Regions from separate parts of the Homo sapiens genome. Here all the other regions are linked to region 1. Evidence: read pairs that join two places in POLR2A ChIA-PET (ENCODE). Cell type or tissue: PC-3. All regions are shown on one strand. Each heading gives the region's core, and the rest is flanking DNA. Links, peaks and the distances in the headings are about the cores only.

Evidence for each region. ChIA-PET counts read pairs that join two places held together with the same protein. Peaks named below come from ENCODE experiments on the same cell type or tissue, not always from the same donor. Only the 100,000 strongest peaks of a DNase experiment are listed, where the experiment ranks them.
Region 2: POLR2A ChIA-PET joins it to region 1 with 7 read pairs; 3 of 35 experiments call an interaction of 5 or more read pairs at or near these places.
Region 3: POLR2A ChIA-PET joins it to region 1 with 7 read pairs; 2 of 35 experiments call an interaction of 5 or more read pairs at or near these places.

Annotation. Positions count from the first base shown.
Region 1 is chr5:99,898,022-99,904,498 of GRCh38, reverse strand. No RefSeq gene overlaps it. Among named protein-coding and RNA genes, the nearest start is that of LINC02113, 370 kb to the right of the region's middle. In PC-3, for the core only: no CTCF peak of the experiment used is centred there; DNase peaks (open chromatin) are centred at 3,788 and 3,988; H3K4me3 peaks cover 1,058 bases; H3K27ac peaks cover 1,612 bases.
Region 2 is chr5:99,987,828-99,994,304 of GRCh38, reverse strand. No RefSeq gene overlaps it. Among named protein-coding and RNA genes, the nearest start is that of LINC02113, 460 kb to the right of the region's middle. In PC-3, for the core only: no CTCF peak of the experiment used is centred there; no DNase peak of the experiment used is centred there.
Region 3 is chr5:100,169,405-100,175,881 of GRCh38, reverse strand. No RefSeq gene overlaps it. Among named protein-coding and RNA genes, the nearest start is that of FAM174A-DT, 360 kb to the left of the region's middle. In PC-3, for the core only: no CTCF peak of the experiment used is centred there; no DNase peak of the experiment used is centred there.

The DNA of each region.
Region 1 (6,477 bases), core at 2,501-5,000:
CAGGCATAACATCTCCAGTCAGATTTTTATTTTCTCAGCTTAAGTTACATAAACCTCTGAAACAAACAAGTGGCCAAACTTATGAGGTTGTCTAGTTGCTTTGATTTGTGTCACATGCCTACCTCACCCTTCAGGTTATGAATTGGCTTCATCTAAACTGTATGGTATGTGTTCCCATAAGGAAAGAGAGAGAAGGAAACAATTACAACATCTGATGTCCACTGTAGTGCCCTTTCCAAAGGCATTTTCCATTGCTCGAGGACATTCACTTTCCAATATCTCCATTTTTCTCTCTACACCGAAAAGAATAGGGTGTAGAGAGAAAGATGGGCTAAATCGATGAGCACTCTTTCCCCTTCTTTGAGTTGCATTTAGGTAACAGAATCCCTGGACCTGGATCTGCAGGATAATGAGAATTAGGTTGATTATTCTACCAAATTTTCCATGTACAGTCACTTAAAGCTAATTATCTTCATAGGTCATAGATTCTCTCAAGGTGCACTTTTTCGCATTAATCTCACCCCATCATTAATTATTCAAATCTGATAGCGCTCTTTGTCTCCTCTTGGAAATCTGATTGGTCACTATATTTGTCTTTATTGGTTTCATGATTTTTAATGTTTTCAACTATTAATTTTGTATTTTTTGTTTCCTCCTTTTAATGTTGATTAGTTTATTGTTAATTTTGTAGTTTACTAGTTGAAGCCTTACTGTCTTGTCCATTTTTGCTTCTATAACAAAATACCACAGACTGGCTAATATGTAAATAATAGAAATGTATTTCTCACGGTTCTGAGGCTGTATGTCCAAAATCAAGGCATGGGCAAGTTTGATGTCTGGTGAGGCCCTGGCCTGTGCTTCAAGATAGGAACTTGTTGCTGTATTCTCATATGGGAGAAGGTATAAGGGCTAAAGGGCCTAACATTTTGTCTTCAAGCTCTTTTATAAAAGTCCTGATCCATTTTTGAGGGAGGACCTCTCATGACTTAATCACCTTTCAGATGGCTTCAACTCTTAATACCATTGCATTGGGAATTAAGTTTCAACATGAATTTTGGAGGGGACAGAAACCTTCAAACAGCAAGGCTGATTTTACATATTTTTTATCTTTTCATAGGTCTGGATACTGTTTTCTAACTTCAGACTTAGAAACAGCCCATCTACAAGAAGTTCATAAAGTCTAGCTAACTCCTTTCCTCCACTTGTCATACGTAAGCTGCCCCCACATATGGCTCCAGCTTGCTGCTACCTTGTCCGTGGGAGCAGCCCCTAATGTGGCCCTGTCTGGCAGCCTTCTCTAATTCACAACTGTAAGTAGCAGAGATTTTCCTTTCATCTATCTGAGTGTCAGTGTGTTGTGTTAAACCATCAAGAAGATCTTTAAATATTAAAGAACATATTACTCCTTGTTTGTCATCCATATTTTTCATTCTCTCAACAGCTTTGTCAATTACTATTTTAAACCTCTTTTATCCTAAAGTATTTCATGCTAGTAATCTGGGATGTGTCTAATTATATAAATTCATACAATAATTTATTTATGAGGTGATTAGCATAGTTTCCCGTACATGTCTTTCATTGTCTTCCAATTATTTATTCTGTTTTATCATTCCAAATGGCTTTCTAATAGATTGGATTAGGGTTTTCATTTCCTTATACCCTTTTTCTATAGGAAATATATATCTTTGCTCTTTGATATGTGACCCTCTAGTTTCCTTCTAGTAAGGTGTATTATAGTTGCCTGATCCATAAGTGTTGGGCTTAGTTTGCCATTTGATTTGTTTTGGCCTATAGGCTTTGAGTTGAAGTGACAGTGTGACAGTTCCAGGACAAAGTATTGAAATGCAGTACAGGTCAAGTATTTCTGATTCAAAAATCTCAAATCCAAAAGCTCCAAAATGTAAATTTTTTTGCACTGATTGATGCTCAAAGAAAATGCTCATTATAACATTTAGGATGTCATACTTTCATATTAGGGATACTGAACCTGTAAGTATAAAATGTAAATATTCCAAAATCAGAAAAAACCTCCAAAATCTGAAGCATTTCTGGTCCCAAGTATTTTGGATAAATAATACACAGCTTGTATGTATTTCTGCTCTTCTTATGCTCTGCTCTAGTACATGCCATGAGAAGAAACATTGGCTGACTAGGCTTTTATCCAAGGACAAGGAGAGATATGAGGGGTAATTGTATTCATTTTCTATTGTTGTAATAATAAATTACCACAAATTTAGTGTTTATACAACATGACACAAATTTATTACCCTACTAGATCAAAAGCTTATCTGAGTTCTTGCTGGGCTAAAATCAAGGTGTTGGCAGGGTTGTATTCCTTTTGGAGGATCTAAGGGAAGATTTATTTATTGATCTTAAAAAATTATACTTAATAGAGACCTTTGTTGTTGTAAGACTGCTGGCTGTCAGATGAAGGCCAGCCTTGTCTTTTAGAACCAACATACATTTTTTTTTTTCTGCTGGTGGCCTCATTACTCCATCACCTAGGCCAATAATGATAGAAGGAGTTTCTCTTACATTTTGAATATTGCCTCCTTGTTCTCTCTCATCACTTTAACACAACCAGGGGAAGTTCTCTCATTTTAAGTATTCGAATAATTAGAATGGGCCCACTGAATTAGTTCAGTATAATTTCCCCATTTCAAAATCCATAAACTTAATTACATTTGCAAAGTCCCTTTTGCCCTGTTAGGTAACATATTCATAGATCTGTGGATAAAGGTGTAGATATCTTTGGTGAGGTGTTATTTTGCCTAGCACAATAACTGACAGCCAATTAGTATCCTGGAGAATGAAGAAGAGCCTCTCAATAGAATCTATTCTGAAGCCTTGGGGAACAGAAGTGAACCCTATTTGCTGGAGCCAAGTCCACCCATCTTACAGACTCAAGCGAAACTGTTAAATTGGACTGAATCTTGATTCTCTAAGCCAAATTTGGCCTGCATATCCATAAACATAATAAATATGTGTTGGTATTTGACAATTTTGTTACAGCATTATTACATTATTACAGAATAAGTACAAAAGTAACAGTAGGAGCAACATGAATGTTGTTATATAGTGGATCCAGCGGTATTTGTAGTATCTATGACAGATAGATATAATGTATAGAACTTTGGTAGTCAGCATTAATCCTTATGATTTTATAGCTAAGCCTTGCACATTTTCTGTGTATCACTCCTGAGAAATATTTCTGGCTTAATACTGTGCCCTGGAAAATGACTAAGTGCTTCACCATGAGCCATCAAATTATCATATAACCTAAGGTTTCCATTTTGAAATCAGTGTTTTCTGATCTACCAAGTCATAAATTTGGATGTGCACAGCAACATTCTATAATCAAATAGAAGTGTGATATATAAAATCAAGCTCAAGGGACTCCACAAAGCACAAGTAAGTTCCATTAGTAACTAGCTCAGTTTCTCATGATATATTCCTGATACATAGCCCCTTCTTCGACCCACATGTATGACCTCACAAGAAATTCCCTATAACTAGCTAGCTGAAGAAAAATAGTTGAACTGGTTTACAAATGATTCCGGCATTTGTATTATTATTATATTTCAGCATGATCTAGTGGTGGCAAATAGCAACATTACAGCCCCTATCAGGAGGACCTCCAATGCTACTGGTGAAGGAAAATCTCAGTAGACAGAAATTCAAGCAGCATATCTAATTGTTCACTTTACCAGGAAGAATAAATAATCTGAGCTATAAATCTGCAGTGATTCATGAGCCATGACTCACATGTTGGCTGGATGTTTATGGAGTAGAAAAGAAAACAATTCACAAATTGGTTACAAGACATCTAGGGAGGAAAAAAGTAAAAGGATATCTGAGAATGGGCAAAAGGTGAAACCACAACAGTTAATTCCCTCAATATCCAGGTAGGAAAGATGATCAGTTCTGTAAATATCTGATAGCCTCTTTTCCCAGAAATGCCTGCTCTTTCTCAATGGCTTCTTGAGTTAAGTGGCCATGACAGCAGGAGTAGAACTTAGCAGGGAGCTCTAACACAGATACTTTCTCTATTAAAGATCTGATTTGATGCAGCTTACTTGGCAGTAACAGTGATTAGTCATGAACTCCCAATATAATAACATCCCTGGAGACAAACACGTCACCTAATAGCAGGTTGGTTATATTGCATACCTTCATATTGTATATGGCAGGATATGTATTCTTTTAGACTAGATATTTGTTGTGAATATGTATTTCCCTTTCCTGCCTTATAGAATACCCTAAAAATAATAATGTAGCATAATTTACCATAAAGCCTTGTCATTCATTACCTTAAAACTATTTTGTAGAGCAGCAGAATGATATTTGAAGAACAGTACCAACAGGGAAAACCGTTTGTGTGGCGGGGCAATGTCCTAGATTTGTTATATGCTCTGAACCATTGATCAGTGTTACAGTGCGCTTTCTCTTACAGCCAACATTCATGGGCCCAAGGGCCAAGGAGTAGACATGAGAGGAGTTGTTCACTGGATGTTAATTTCCCAATAGCAAAATTTTGTTTTCTATCTCCACAACATTAGGCTCTGATGGTTTGGAGATTGTTGTCCCTGTGGGAAGTATGCTATTACCAAGGCATGCAAGATTGTGTCTGTTAAATCAGAAGCTAAGCATTTTTGTATTCCTTCTGCCACAGAAGCGTTTGGCGAAAAGAAGGGATTTACTGTATTAGCTGGAATAATTTATCATGATTGATTTTCTACTGTTCAGTGGAGGCAGAAGATTCTCTTACCCCCCGGGAAAAGAACCATGACTAGCTGTCCCACTGGCTGAGGATGAAGGGAATGAGGACTGGGTAGTGAAAAGAAAAGTTACAGATGCCGACTATGAATATGAGATCATTTGCATAAACAAGGATTGTAGTAATTATCCATATTTTCTTCTTGCTTATATATATGCATATATATATTTTGTATCTATTAACAAATAATGTTTTAATCTTTCTCCCTATGGTTCCTTTATTATCTAATATAAACAGCATCACTAAAAATTGCTCATATAATTTAGTCTTTAAGTTTCAAGATACAAAAGAACGATTGTGACTGAACTAGAAAAGAAACAAAATTCATTCAGGGATAGATAGAATGTCATACAAGGTTTTGTATTTTCTCTTGATTATGTGTTTGAGCTTATAAGGGCCATTCTGAACTAGGTAAGAAAAGTATGATGGTATTACCTTTGGTCAGAACTGAAAATATGGATAAAAAGGGAGTTGTGGTTTGTTACTGCTGAGTCCAAAAATCCATGCATTGAGAAGGACCACTGGAGGCCGGTTGGGCATCAACACCACCAGGGAATTGATGGAGTTCCAAAGCCCCCCTCATTGTACAGTTCTTGGATAAGGCTCCCTTACGTGAGGAATTCAGGGTATTTGGAATACTGTAATGAAGGTGAAGTTATCATTCTCTGGGCAAAGGCAAAGTTCACACAGCAACATCCTTGCATGTTCTGGAGGACAACTGTTTTCACTGTTCCAGACTGGGTAATTTATGGTAGCTTCTTAGAAGTCCTCAAAGAACACAACAGCTTGCAGGCAGATGCCTGAGGACTTCTAATTCAGCTCTTCAGGTGAAAAACTTCAGTTCAAATTCTGTGACCTTCGGTGGGAACTCCCCAAACAATTAATGGAAAGTTTTCTTTTCTTTTTTTTTTTAATTATACTTTAAGTTTTAGGGTACATGTGCACATTGTGCAGGTTAGTTACATACATATACATGTGCCATGCTGGTGCGCTGCACCCACCAACCCGTCATCTAGCATCAGGTATATCTCCCAATGCCATCCCTCCCCCCTCCCCCCACCCCACCACAGTACCCAGAGTGTGATATTCCCCTTCCTGTGTCCATGTGATCTCATTGTTCAATTCCCACCCATGAGTGAGAATATGCGGTGTTTGGTTTTCTGTTCCTGCGATAGTTTACTGAGAATGATGATTTCCAATTTCATCCATGTCCCTACAAAGGACATGAACTCATCATTTTTTATGGCTGCATAGTATTCCATGGTGTATATGTGCCACATTTTCTTAATCCAGTCTATCATTGTTGGACATTTGGGTTGGTTCCAAGTCTTTGCTATTGTGAATAATGCCGCAATAAACATACGTGTGCATGTGTCTTTATAGCAGCATGATTTATAGTCCTTTGGGTATATACCTAGTAATGGGATGGCTGGGTCAAATGGTATTTCCAGTTCTAGATCCCTGAGGAATCGCCACACTGACTTCCACAATGGTTGAACTAGTTTACAGTCCCACCAACAGTGTAAAAGTGTTCCTATTTCTCCACATCCTCTCCAGCACCTGTTGTTTCCTGACTTTTGAATGATTGCCATTCTAACTGGTGTGAGATGGTATCTCATTGTGGTTTTGATTTGCATTTTTCTGATGGCCAGTGATGATGAGCATTTTTTCATGTGTTTTTTGGCTGCATAAATGTCTTC
Region 2 (6,477 bases), core at 1,748-4,247, 91 kb before region 1:
TTTTAGGTGAAAATGGAACATCTCAGTGTTTCTGTTTAGCTATTTTAGATGGAGGGTCAGAATTCAGAGAGATTAAAAACAAGGGTCAAACATTTTAGAGATGAGCTTTGAGGTTTCTATGAATTTTTGACACTGAAGCTCTGTTAACAATTACCAATTAAGTTTCCCGTAATGTTAAACCCTTTCATATATGTTTGTGTTGAACAAATAAAATTTTTCTGGCCAAAGGCTAGGTTCTAAAATCTTTCCCCCATTCCACCTCCTGGGAAATATATACTATACTTCATAAATTTAAAACATCACTACAAAATCAACTCCTAGTACCTATCCTACTGATACTGGAATAGCAGTGAAGTTCCATTTGTAGTGGCACATTCCTCCTATATGATAGAGACAAGTTTTCTTTTTCAGAGCAGTTACTACTATATCACCAATAATTTATGTACTTTATGTTTTCTTCCATTGATTCTTATGAAGTAATTTTCATAAGTACCTTGTTATTTACACATGATACCTGTCTACTTGGTAGACAAGTATTTTAGCCTCTCATTTCATTTCTTGCTAAATACCCTATTATTCTATAGTTAGCCCTTAGAGAAGTAGGTACACTATTTACTTATAGTAAAACCACTTTTGAAATAGTAAGTTAAATATATAATGGGCCAGATCTCATTTAAATGTAGAATTTTAGAAAGCTAAAGTGCTACAGGAAATTGGTTATTTGGCATTCCAGTGCCTTATAAGTTATAACATTTATTAGTATTATTAACACCTAGTATTAATAATACCATATATATTTCAAAACTGTGCAAAATATTTATTTTACTCAAGAAGATCAAATTCAAAGTATTTTATATGCTATTGTAGAGTAGGGAGATCTTTGTTTGATTATGATCATCCTTAAAATTAATAGCCCCATTTTTGGTATTACAGATCCTGGCATGACTGAGCCCATGCCAGTCTGTTAGAGCAATAAATTGAAAATGCATGCAAATCCTTTATTATTTCTACCTTAAAGAGTTGAAGTCTATTTTTTTCTTCCTTTGAAAGAAGGCAAGTCCTGTGACCTGATTTAACCAATAGAATGTGGTAAAGTGACCTTGGATAAATGCTCAGATTACATGTTGAAAGATCTGGAGCTTCCACCTTTAACCACTTTACATGCTCTGTCTTAAAAGCCAGCCGCCTTGTAAGATGTCTGACTACTTTGAGAACACCATGCTGTGAAGAGGCCAATTATCTACATGACCCTATATAAGTCACTTAGCATGGTAATTTGAAAATAGGGAAAATAATATCCTCTTTAACTACTTGATACTCTGAAGATTCCCTGACTAGTAAATATGAGTATATTGTAGATGAGTATATATTACTTTTCAGTGTATACTTTTGTGAATATATATTTAAAAATAAAACTTGCTCCGCAAAGTCTTTGACCTTGAGAAACCGAGAGTTTAATGTATTTTTGAATATTCTATGTATCCTATATTTTAGGATATTTACATAGGCTATGTGAACTTGAATAATAAATATTTGCACAGTCTAATATGCAAAGGTAGCTCATCTCTGGCCAAGGCTGTATTGGCATATGTGGCACTGAGTCTATATTAACATTCTGTAAATAACAAAAAACAACTTGAGTTTAAGTAGAAAAACTCTTATTTTGAGGATTCAAAAATCAATGGGCCAAAATATACCCAGAGCTCAGAAATCAATTGAAATAAGAAATAGAAATACATCAGTAACTCAAGATAACCTTATTTATGGTTCTCAATGTTTAGCTACATCACTATTCTTTGGCTGTAACCTGTATTATGTTCTGCAACTTTGTTCAAGTACTGTAGACACATTGCTCTATAAGGCATACATCGTAAAGTTGCTTTTTTGAAGGCACCAGCACAAATTAAACTATAATCTTTTAGATACTAATCATCTAATACCAATTTTAAATCATGGGAAATGGATTATTGTCTTTGGTAAAGTCGCCACTTGTGCAGTCATTTGTGGCCATGGGAACAGAACTTATTGTACTGACACCTCCACTGAAGTTACAACCATATGAATTAGGGAATAGACATGGATTTCATAGGAAAAATAATGTTATTATTGGCTTAAGCTGGGCGGTAAACCTAGAGGGGTCTCCTACTGGTTGCTATTAGTGGAGATAGAAAACTCATCTTAATTTGTCTGGTCTCAGGACAAATTTCCTTTTGACTATCATTTTTCTGATAATATTTCTGATGCCATCTTCCTTTATCATCATGGTTTCATTCAGAAGGAAGTGACCTATTTGATTTGTAGCTGAGAAAACATGTAATTAAATAACACCCTTGGGCTCATTCTATTTTTCTGCCTTATCACAAAATAAAAAAGAAACGTCTCCTAAAGGAGAAATAAAGAAAATACTGATACATAGCAAATGATACTTTAGATTTGCCTACAAGGACAATCCTCTTACTACAAAATAAGTGACTATAAAGTATTGGAGAACTTTGGAAAAAAAATAAAACAACTACCTAAGCATTGTGAATGCTGTAACGTAATTTATTAAGTTTGTTCCAAAACACAAAGAATTATTAGATCATCTTTTATTGAAGCTGCTTCATTATCATTATCAGCATTTGTAACTTCAACAAAAGCAATACTTCTAAACTAGAAATATATTAGATTCTTGAAATTATGTTAAAAATTAAGACGTTATAGGAGACATTTATTTTAAACTTCCAACACATTTATATTAGCATTAAAACAGAAAATATGTAAAAAGCTTAAATGAAAAATGAAAGATTTAAATATAAGGTGAAATTTCAAAGATTATGATGTTTTTACTAGAAAACAAATAGAAACGATATTTTAATTGTTTTTATTTTAGTCATTCTCATCTCCCCCACCTTTTGTATGCACTTGAAAGACATGTGTGAAATTGAAGAGAATAACAGTAGACAACAAAAAGAACACAAAAATATCACTTACGAAGATTTTAGTTATAAGCAGGAGCTAAAAAAAAAAAACCATAAATTTGAAAGCCACCTTATGGAAATAGCCAGTAGGATTTTATCAATAAGCATACTGATGTCTATTTGTACTGCATAATTTATAAGCACATCGGGATATCCAAGGCATGAAAAACACAATTCAAAAACACAAGCACAAAACCAAACAAACAAGCGAAGAGCATATACCTGAATATATTTGGAATATAAAGCCTTAGAATTAAGCTTAAAATTGAGGATAGCACTGATTGTAGTGATCATCATATCTAATAAGCAACTAGTTCATTAATCTTAAGAAAAGGCTTCATTTATATATTTGATAAGATAATAACTTACAAATCACATGCTTCAGTGAAGACAGTGGAACAAATAAGTTCTAATTAAAAAATGTTTTATAAACCAAATGGTATCACGTAAGTTCATTTTATTAGGCTATTGCCACAGCTATCAAAATATCATAAAATAAATGATTAATAAGGCAAACAATACTAGTTTATTATTTAACCAAGATTTACTCAGCACCTAATATTTGTAAGCCAAGTGATAGGTCCTGGTAAATAATTAAAGAGATGAAAAACACACCATATCTAAGAAACACTCTAAAGCATTAAAATAATAAATGTATTCACTACACAAGGTTAGAAAAGACTAGCAAATAATTGCTAAAGTACTTAATCAAAAGTTCAGCAGGCTGTATGTGCTAATTGAGAAGATGCAGTTGGGGGAGTGAAACTCTCATGATTGATTAGGGGAATATATTTGGTTGTCTCTAGTTGGTCCTAAATTGGAAGTGGGGACAAAAATGAGGGAAATTGTTAGTTATTGTTTAAGCAGTGACTGTTTTGGGATGATTGCTACCGGGTTTGTGGCTTGGCTTCCTGGATTGGTTGCTGCAGATTCTGGGACAGCTCTGTTTCTATACATGATATGTTAAGTCTCTCATTACTTAGGCAAAAAAAAAAAAAAAAATGTGTGTGTGTGTGTGTGTGTATACACATACATAGTTATAATAAATATCGAGAATTATTAACTTTAACATTATAGATAATGTCAGTTATTTATAGGGTAGGTGGTTGGATTTTCAGGGATGGATACCTTCTTTGTGTGAAGGGAAAGAAATTAATAAAAATTACTTATTGAGCATATTAAAAACTGAGTATATTCAGGTCACTAGGATTTAGAAGCAAAGGGGTACAAATCCTGTAGAAAAAAATGATAGAATCATGAAATCATTTGTATTATTTTGACCAAAGAACTGAGGCAATTCAATATGTGAGGAGAGATTTTCTATAATTTTTTTCATCTTAAATTTTCTTGGGTATATAATAGGTGTATATATTTGTAGGGTACATGAGCTGTTTTGATACTGGTATGCAATGCATAATAATCACATCAGGACCTCATGAGGTATTCATTTGAAAGGAGAAATTCAATTACTGTAGTACTAGAACCAAAGATGTAAGTAAATGTAGGACATGCTCATTACCCTCTGCCCCACCTTACAATAATGAAAGGTAAATGAAGTAAGCCAGAATATATAGTTGAACCCACTTTTCATCTAACTCTATGTGAAAGCTCTAGAGAAGATTTTGGGAAACTGTAGAGATGTAGACAAATTAGTGAGGTAATAAATTAATCTGAGTTAAGGATATAAGAATTACTTTTAGTCTTTATGTTAGTGAGAGTTTCTGATTTTGAGAATCTAGCCTTTCTTCCACATTCTCTGGCCAAGTTAATGTAGATATGACTGCATATGTGCATTGGGTTTTCCTGTTTTATTTATTGGCATCTGTGTCTAAAACCAAACGAACAAATATCCTTGAATTGAGAAACTGAAGCAGCTCATTCTCCTTGTTTACTATGCAAGTTCATCTGGGATCGCTAAATTTAGGTAGGCGGTTACTTAGATTACCCTTCTTACCCTTATTACCACCAAGCTTCGGTACAAACAGGTTTGTGGCAGTAAAGCAGAATCAGTTTTTACTGTCAAATTTTCCTTAAATCTCTATAATATCATCTACTTTTATTATCAAAATTCACCAGTGAATACTCTATAGGAATTGAGAAGCCCCACTATCATGGTATCTAAGACATAATCCCTATACACACTGAGTATGTGTTTATTATGGCAAAGCAGACATGTGCACAGATAACTCTAATTAAAGCTTAACAGTTAGTAACCTCATAGATGTACCATAAAGTCATGTAAGTTTTCAGAGTGGACAGTGTGTGTTTGCATTTGAAGTAAACGATTTATTGGATCAAAGTGGCTTTATGTTGAGGATAAGACTGAAATGGATGTTCAAGGAGAGGATAAATCGATTTTGTAGAATGTCAGAAAAGGAGCTTAGATAAATATTTTTCTTAAAAGGAAGTCATATGACTGAAAACATAGAACCTAGAAACTTGTTTGGAAGGAATATAGACATCTCTGGGAAACAATGATAATACAGCTTAGAAGCTAAAGAAAAATAAAACATTATTTTGGAACTATTACGTTTGGAACTATTGCAGGAAATTGGGTTTACAAAACATTGCTGTGGATGAGATATTTATATGATGCCTATCCTCTACCAGCCTAAAGCTTAACTTGTGGGATGATAAAATAAGTAAACAGAAAACAATCCAATCGACAGGATAGCATACATGTTATATGAAACATACACTTCACTGATTAAATCCATACATTTGCTGTAACAAAACTATTGGAAATTAATACTTTCCTATGTTAGATTTAAAATAAGATTAACAAATCCTGTTTCTGCATTATAATTTTATACATTTGATTGATTCAAATTCTGCTTAAATATTTTTATTGTTTTACAATTTGGCTGGCAAAAATAAGAAAAGTTTCAAATTTTTTATGACCATAATTTTCTAGGCTTCATGCACTGTTTTACCTTTAAAAGACACACAGTGAAAAGTACTTCCTGCTATCATGGCATAATTTTGTTTTTGGAGCCACTCTTGTCAAGGCAAGGATATCTAGAATTGTTTTGCTAGGTTTTTCTTCTGGGGGAGACAGTTTAACAACTATCATTATCAAAACAAAATATAATTACTAATGATTTTTTTCTGAAAATTGAGATATATAGTAGCTGAATGAGCTAATGGGAAGCCTCTATTCAAGTTGTAATTTGCCTTTCTCATTTTGTGACAAAATATCACTGGAAAGAGAATTAAAAGCAAATATTTTATTTTTACATTTTTATATTTTAAATAAAAAATAAAAATTTTAAACCTTCTCAGTGGAACTTAAAAATAAATTAGTCATAGCTGTCCAAAAGCTTACACTAAGATTACTACTTTTGGTCTGGAGTGTATTACAAGACACAATGATTTTTTAAATTAAAGGCTGTCTAGATTATTCTTCATTAACATTTAAGGCCACATCCAAACTGATTAAGAAAAAACACTAATATTTTGACTAACAAATGTCAGTTTCTTGTCTTTCACCAGCTCAGAATGGTTTAATCTTCTTTCA
Region 3 (6,477 bases), core at 1,748-4,247, 270 kb before region 1:
TTTTAGGTCATGCCCCCTGCTCAGTTTTAAAGGCAAGTGTTTTAGAGTTTTTGATACATTGACTCCCCAGTCCCACGTACCAAATTTCATTCTGATTATATATTCTTGTGTAAAAAACTTCCCTAAAGCTTAAAACAGCAAACCAATATTTTGTTGTATCACAATTTTGTGTGGCAAGTATTCACATTGAGTTTGGCTGGGATAACCTCTTGCTTCATATGTCAACTGCAGCCATTCACTGGTACTTTTTAGGTTTGTCTGGAGGGTCAAACATGGCTAACATTCATAGCTGGCTGGGCACCTCTCTATAACAATGAGTTCCTCTATGTGCTCATTTGGGCTTCCTCACAGCATTCATTGTGCTCTCACAATAACCAGACATTTTTTCATCGCAGTTGGCCTTGAATAGCATTCCAAGAGTAAAGCAGTGACCTCAATATATTTTTCTTAACTGGCTTCATAGATCATATGATTTCACTTCTAACACATTATATTCTTTACAAGAAAACCACAAGAAAAATCTAGATTTAATGGCTGAGGATCATTGAAGGCTATGAATAGGAGATATATGTTTCATTTGGGTAGGTGGGCTAATTTATGAAGATTAGCAATGGTAGAATTTTCTGACAGAAATTTACTTATGTGTATAATTTGATGGCATAATCTTATGGATGTATATGCATATGGACATATACCTTCCTAGAGCTAACTTCTTAGCTTCTTTATACTTGGCAGCTGTCTTCAGGAATGAACGTTGTTGGGTTCCGTTGTAAAATCTATGCCCTACTCAATTTCTTTATATTTCTGGTGTGATAGGGATTAATCAAAAAGCAAAGTAATCTAAATGTCATTTTATTCTAGTTCAATGTTATAGATTCTCTGTAATATCCAAAGAATAAATTTGTATTTATATCAATCTTTAGGAGGGAAATATTAGTTAGCTTTCTCAAATGTAAGTTACAAAATCCTACAAGATACATATAATTCATTTAAAAGACCTATTTTACAACAACTTTAAGTTTTGCCAAGGTCCTTATTATAAATAGTGCAACAAAATATAGTTAGAGTACAATATATTTAATCAACTAACCTTTTTTATTCTCGTTTTGGTACAAAAGAAAATACATTTTGTCTTTATCCAAAAAAACGTCACTTGTGTCACAGGTGGATTTTCTGTTGTTTGGACATTTTCTTATTTTTGTGCTTTGCCGCATCTGACCTTTAGTACACAGGTAACTTTTGGTCTTTTGCTGCTACTAGTTTGCTAAATAGTCATCTCCAAAAATAAAATAGTAGCACATTGCAGAAACAGGTATATTAATATTTAGGAAAATGTAGCAATGTAAATGTAATGTAAAAATTACAGGAGAAATAGAAACAGATAATTATATACTGTTATTACTATCTAAATGATTCCTGGATGGCAGAAAGTAAAAAAAAAAAAAATTTACTGAATATTTCTTCCTGATCCTTGTTCGCATCATGATATGTTAATCATTCTGTGGGTTTTCTTTTGCTAAGTTAATTGAAATAAGGATCCACTTTTAAGCTCAGTCACATGGTTGTTGGGAGAAGGCCTTTGTTCCTTACCACATGGGCCTCTGCATAGGGTAACATGGCAGTCAGCTTTCTCCAGACTCAGTGGTGAGAGACAAAGACAAAGAGTGCAAAAGGGAATTCGTAGTGTCTTTTATAACCTAATTTAGAAATTATATACCATCACTTCCTCCATATTCTACTGGTGACACAACACAGACCAACCATGATACAATGTGGAAGAAGACTACAGAAGCAATGAATAAAAGGAGAAGAGACAGTCATTGGGAGCTATCTGGAAGTTAGTTACTGTAATCTCTCCCCCATGATTTAAAGTGAAATACATATATTTAAGTCTTTCTAAAATCTCTATTTTACTCAGTTGATCTTTCTATGAATATAACAAATCATTCAAAGATATATTGTGATGATAGCTATAAATATATCTATACACATTATATATATTTTTAAAATGCTCATGTTTATATATGTGCAATTTTATATATCTATATGTATGTTTATTGCCCACTGTTAAATTTTACTTTCATTATGTGTTTTCATGTTTCACTTTCATTCGAAAAAAGAAAAATAATGGAAGTTCTTATTATATAAGCTTTTACATTCCAATAGAAAAATATAAACTATTGTTTGCTTAATACATATACTTACTGAAAATCATTTCTCAAGATCTGGCAATTTTTATAAGAATGGTATTTATATTTTATTTCATTTTCTAAACAGATTAGATTAATTTCTAAACAGATAGACAGTAGATTAAAATTTCCTCTAGCATACATAAAAATATCCTAATACAATAATATTTCAAGTAATATATTTTAATATAAAGTCATGTTTTATAAGTGATAATCACACAGGACATTCAAAATTGACAATCAGACATATTTGCCATTTTTAGGCTCTATTAAACAATAAACTATTTAATAGCTCCTCTTATTTATTTCTAAATATCATGGAGATAAACATCCTTCTTTGAAGGATGACTTTGTGCAATTTTGTTGAACTTTAAGGCATGATAAATTAATTTTAAGCTAGGATATGTGTAAGTTAATTAGCTTGTACTTTATATCATTGCATTCACGGATTCTTTTAATTTTGAGATAATTTACGCAGGTGACATTAAAAAATATCTTGAAGTATGTTTTTCTGTTTCATGAAATCAGTTCTTGGATGCTTTTTTTGGCCACATTATTATCATATATCAATAACTTAAATATTTACTTAAATTATAGCTGCCAATTATTACTTAACTCTTTGTTAGGCATGATTCAGATCTTATCACCTATATTGCCATACTCTTTCTCAAATTTAATAAGATTATCTTATGTCTTAAATGGAATTATCTTATGTCTTAAATGGAATAATTAGTGAAATATACTACTTTAAATTAGTTTTCTCTGATATACATTTTCCGCTTTTTTGTGTTGAAGGTCATTTTATATAAATAAGGATAACACTAGTGCTATTGAGTTACAGTCATCCTTTGGAAAAAAATGTTTATTACTATATAATTGTATAGCATTTTACTTATTTATTTGTACATTGGCTTGTTCATTTTAGGAACAAAAATTAATTTCAAATCTATGTTAAAGTAAACTGTCATTTTTAGAATTAATTTTTATTTCTTCCAAAACATTCATTTTTTAAAAATTTAGACATTTACAGTAACAAAATGTATTGTTTGAATGTTACTGCATGGCACTGAAAAAAATCTTTATGTGATTATAGAATCTCTAATAAACATGTATAAATATCTATTTAAATAATCCATACTGATAGAAAAAATATTCATTTCAAGGCCTTTAAACTAAATTAAATTGTTAGCCAGTTCTGCAAAATTGTCTTCTTATATCAACTCCAACAATCCCTGAGTCAAGTGACTTACTCAGGACATATAGCCAGGAAGTGGTAGAGGCAAAAAGAGTTGCTATTACTTTTATCAGAATTTTCAAAATTTCTATAATAGAAAATCTACTATAGAAATGTCTCCATGGTTAAAAAATGAATGCATTTTCCAGCTTAAAATGACTTCAGCTTACATCATTCCATGAGAACTGCTCTCAAGAAGGTAAAACATACCTTTTTAAATCCTAATCTTACATGAACTTATTATGTTCCACATAGCCAATAACTCCCTCCTTCTTGAAATTTTCACCTTTCTTGTCTTCTGTATTGCGTTTTTTTTTGTTTGTTTGTTTTTTTTTTTTTTTGCCGTGAGCTCTTTTACCATCTCTTTGACAACTTATCTTACTCAATTCTGCTTTTATAAGTTGTAGCTTTCCGAAGGTTAGGATTGTGTTTTTTTTTTCCCTCTAATTCTGTAAACCTTCCTTAAGAACAATTGGTTTTGCATCAACTTCTGTTTTTCCTTTAACAATATCATCATTCTTGTTTTCTTATCCTTTCAGGATAGGTATGAGAAAAGAAAGAACTTGTTTTTTGCTCCTTGGAATGTGCCACAATTTTAAAGAATATATATTTTTTATCATTTCCTGGTTTATTTGGAGACAGCCTATGTTAGTGATGCACTACCCATTGCAAACATATCTCTTTAGGCTTGTCTCTCTGGAACTTATCTATAGCCCTGGACATCCAATGATCTACCTTTTACTTTCTCAGACCTCTTACCTCTTCTTGTATATGATACAAGAAACCACTATGCTGTTTCTCTGCTGTGTAGCCTGTATCTGCTTCAGCACACACTAGGAATGGAGTTCTTCCTAGGTCCTAGCCTTTTCTCTGATGCCACAGGTTCCTTCAACCAGCCTTTTGCTCCTTCGGTTCTTCTGAGATGTGACTCAAACACCAGTCGAACTGAAAGATAAGCATATTCATCTTCCAAGTAATGGGATTAAAGCTTTTTTCTCTTGAATTCTGTTTATGATGCAGCATTCCCTAGCCCTTTCCCTTGGAGGGTGCAGTTCTTTTTTTTTATTTATTTTTATTTTTTATTTTATTATTATTATACTTTAAGTTTAGGGTACATGTGCACAATGTGCAGGTTTGTTACATATGTATACATGTGCCATGTTGGTGTGCTGCACCCATTAACTCGTCATTTAGCATTAGGTATATCTCCTAATGCTATCCCTCCCCCCTCCCCCGACCCCACAACAGTCCCCGAAGTGTGATGTTCCCCTTCCTGTGTCCATGTGTTCTCATTGTTCAATTCCCACCTATGAGTGAGAATATGCGGTGTTTGGTTTTTTTGTCCTTGCGATAGTTTGCTGAGAATGATGGTTTCCAGTTTCATCCATGTCCCTACAAAGGACATGAACTCTTCATTTTTTATGGCTGCATAGTATTCCATGGTGTATATGTGCCACATTTTCTTAATCCAGTCTATCGTTGTTGGACATTTGGGTTGGTTCCAAGTCTTTGCTATTATGAATAGTGCCATAATAAACATACGTGTGCATGTGTCTTTATAGCAGCTTGATTTATAATCCTTTGGGCATATACCCAGTAATGGGATGGCTGGGTCAAATGGTATTTCTAGTTCTAGATCCCTGAGGAATCGCCACACTGACTTCCACAATGGTTGAACTAGTTTACAGTCCCACCAACAGTGTAAAAGTGTTCCTATTTCTCCACATCCTCTCCAGCACCTTTTGTTTCCTGACTTTTGAATGATCGCCATTCTAACTGGTGTGAGATGGTATCTCATTGTGGCTTTGATTTGCATTTCTCTGATGGCCAGTGATGATGAGCATTTTTTCTTGTGTCTTTTGGCTGCATAAATGTCTTCTTTTGAGAAGTGTCTGTTCATGTCCTTCACCCACTTTTTGATGGGGTTGTTTGTTTTTTTCTTGTAAATTTGTTTGAGTTCATTGTAGATTCTGGATATTAGCCCTTTGTCAGATGAGTAGGTTGTGAAAATTTTCTCCCATTTTGTAGGTTGCCTGTTCACTCTGATGGTAGTTTCTTTTGCTGTGCAGAAGGTCTTGAGTTTAATTAGATCCCGTTTGTCAATTTTGGCTTTTGTTGCCATTGCTTTTGGTGTTTTAGACATGAAGTCCTTGCCCATGCCTATGTCCTAACTGGTATCGCCTATGTTTTCTTCTAGGGTTTTTATGGTTTTAGGTCTAACATTTAAGTCTTTAATCCATCTTGAATTAATTTTTGTATAAGGTGTAAGGATGGGTTCCAGTTTCAGCTTTCTACATGTGGCTAGCCAGTTTTCCCAGCACCATTTATTAAGTAGGGAATCCTTTCCCCATTGCCTGTTTTTGTCAGGTTTGTCAAAGATCAGATAGTTGTAAATATGCGGCATTATTTCTGAGGTCTCTGTTCTGTTCCATTGATCTATATCTCTGTTTTGGTACCAGTACCATGCTCTTTTGGTTACTGTAGCCTTGTAGTATAGTTTGAAGTCAGGTAGTGTGATGCCTACGGCTTTGTTCTTCTGGCTTAGGATTGACTTGGTGATATGGGCTCTTTTTTGGTTCCATATGAACTTTAAAGTAGTTTTTTTCAATTCTGTGAAGAAAGTCATTGGTAGCTTGATGGGGATGGCATTGAATCTATAAATTACCTTGGGCAGTATGGCCATTTTCACGATATTGATCCTTCCTACCCATGAGCATGGAATGTTCTTCCATTTGTTTGTATCCTCTTTCATTTCATTGAGCAGTGGTTTGTAGTTCTCGTTGAAGAGGTCCTTCACATCTCTTGTAAGTTGGATTCCTAGGTATTTTTTTCTCAGTTCTTAAACTCTTTCTAAAGAAATGTTCTTTAAAAATAATCTCTCAGACTTTACTCCTTTCACCCTTTCATACCCTTTTGGGAGTGAGAAGTTATAAAGTTACTTAACCTTAGGTTTACCTTGTTTCATGTGTTTTGTATCTTACGTGGCTTTGGAATGTGTCTTAGGTAGCTGATATCTTCATTTTAGCATTTCATTATAATGAATGAAAAAGAAAT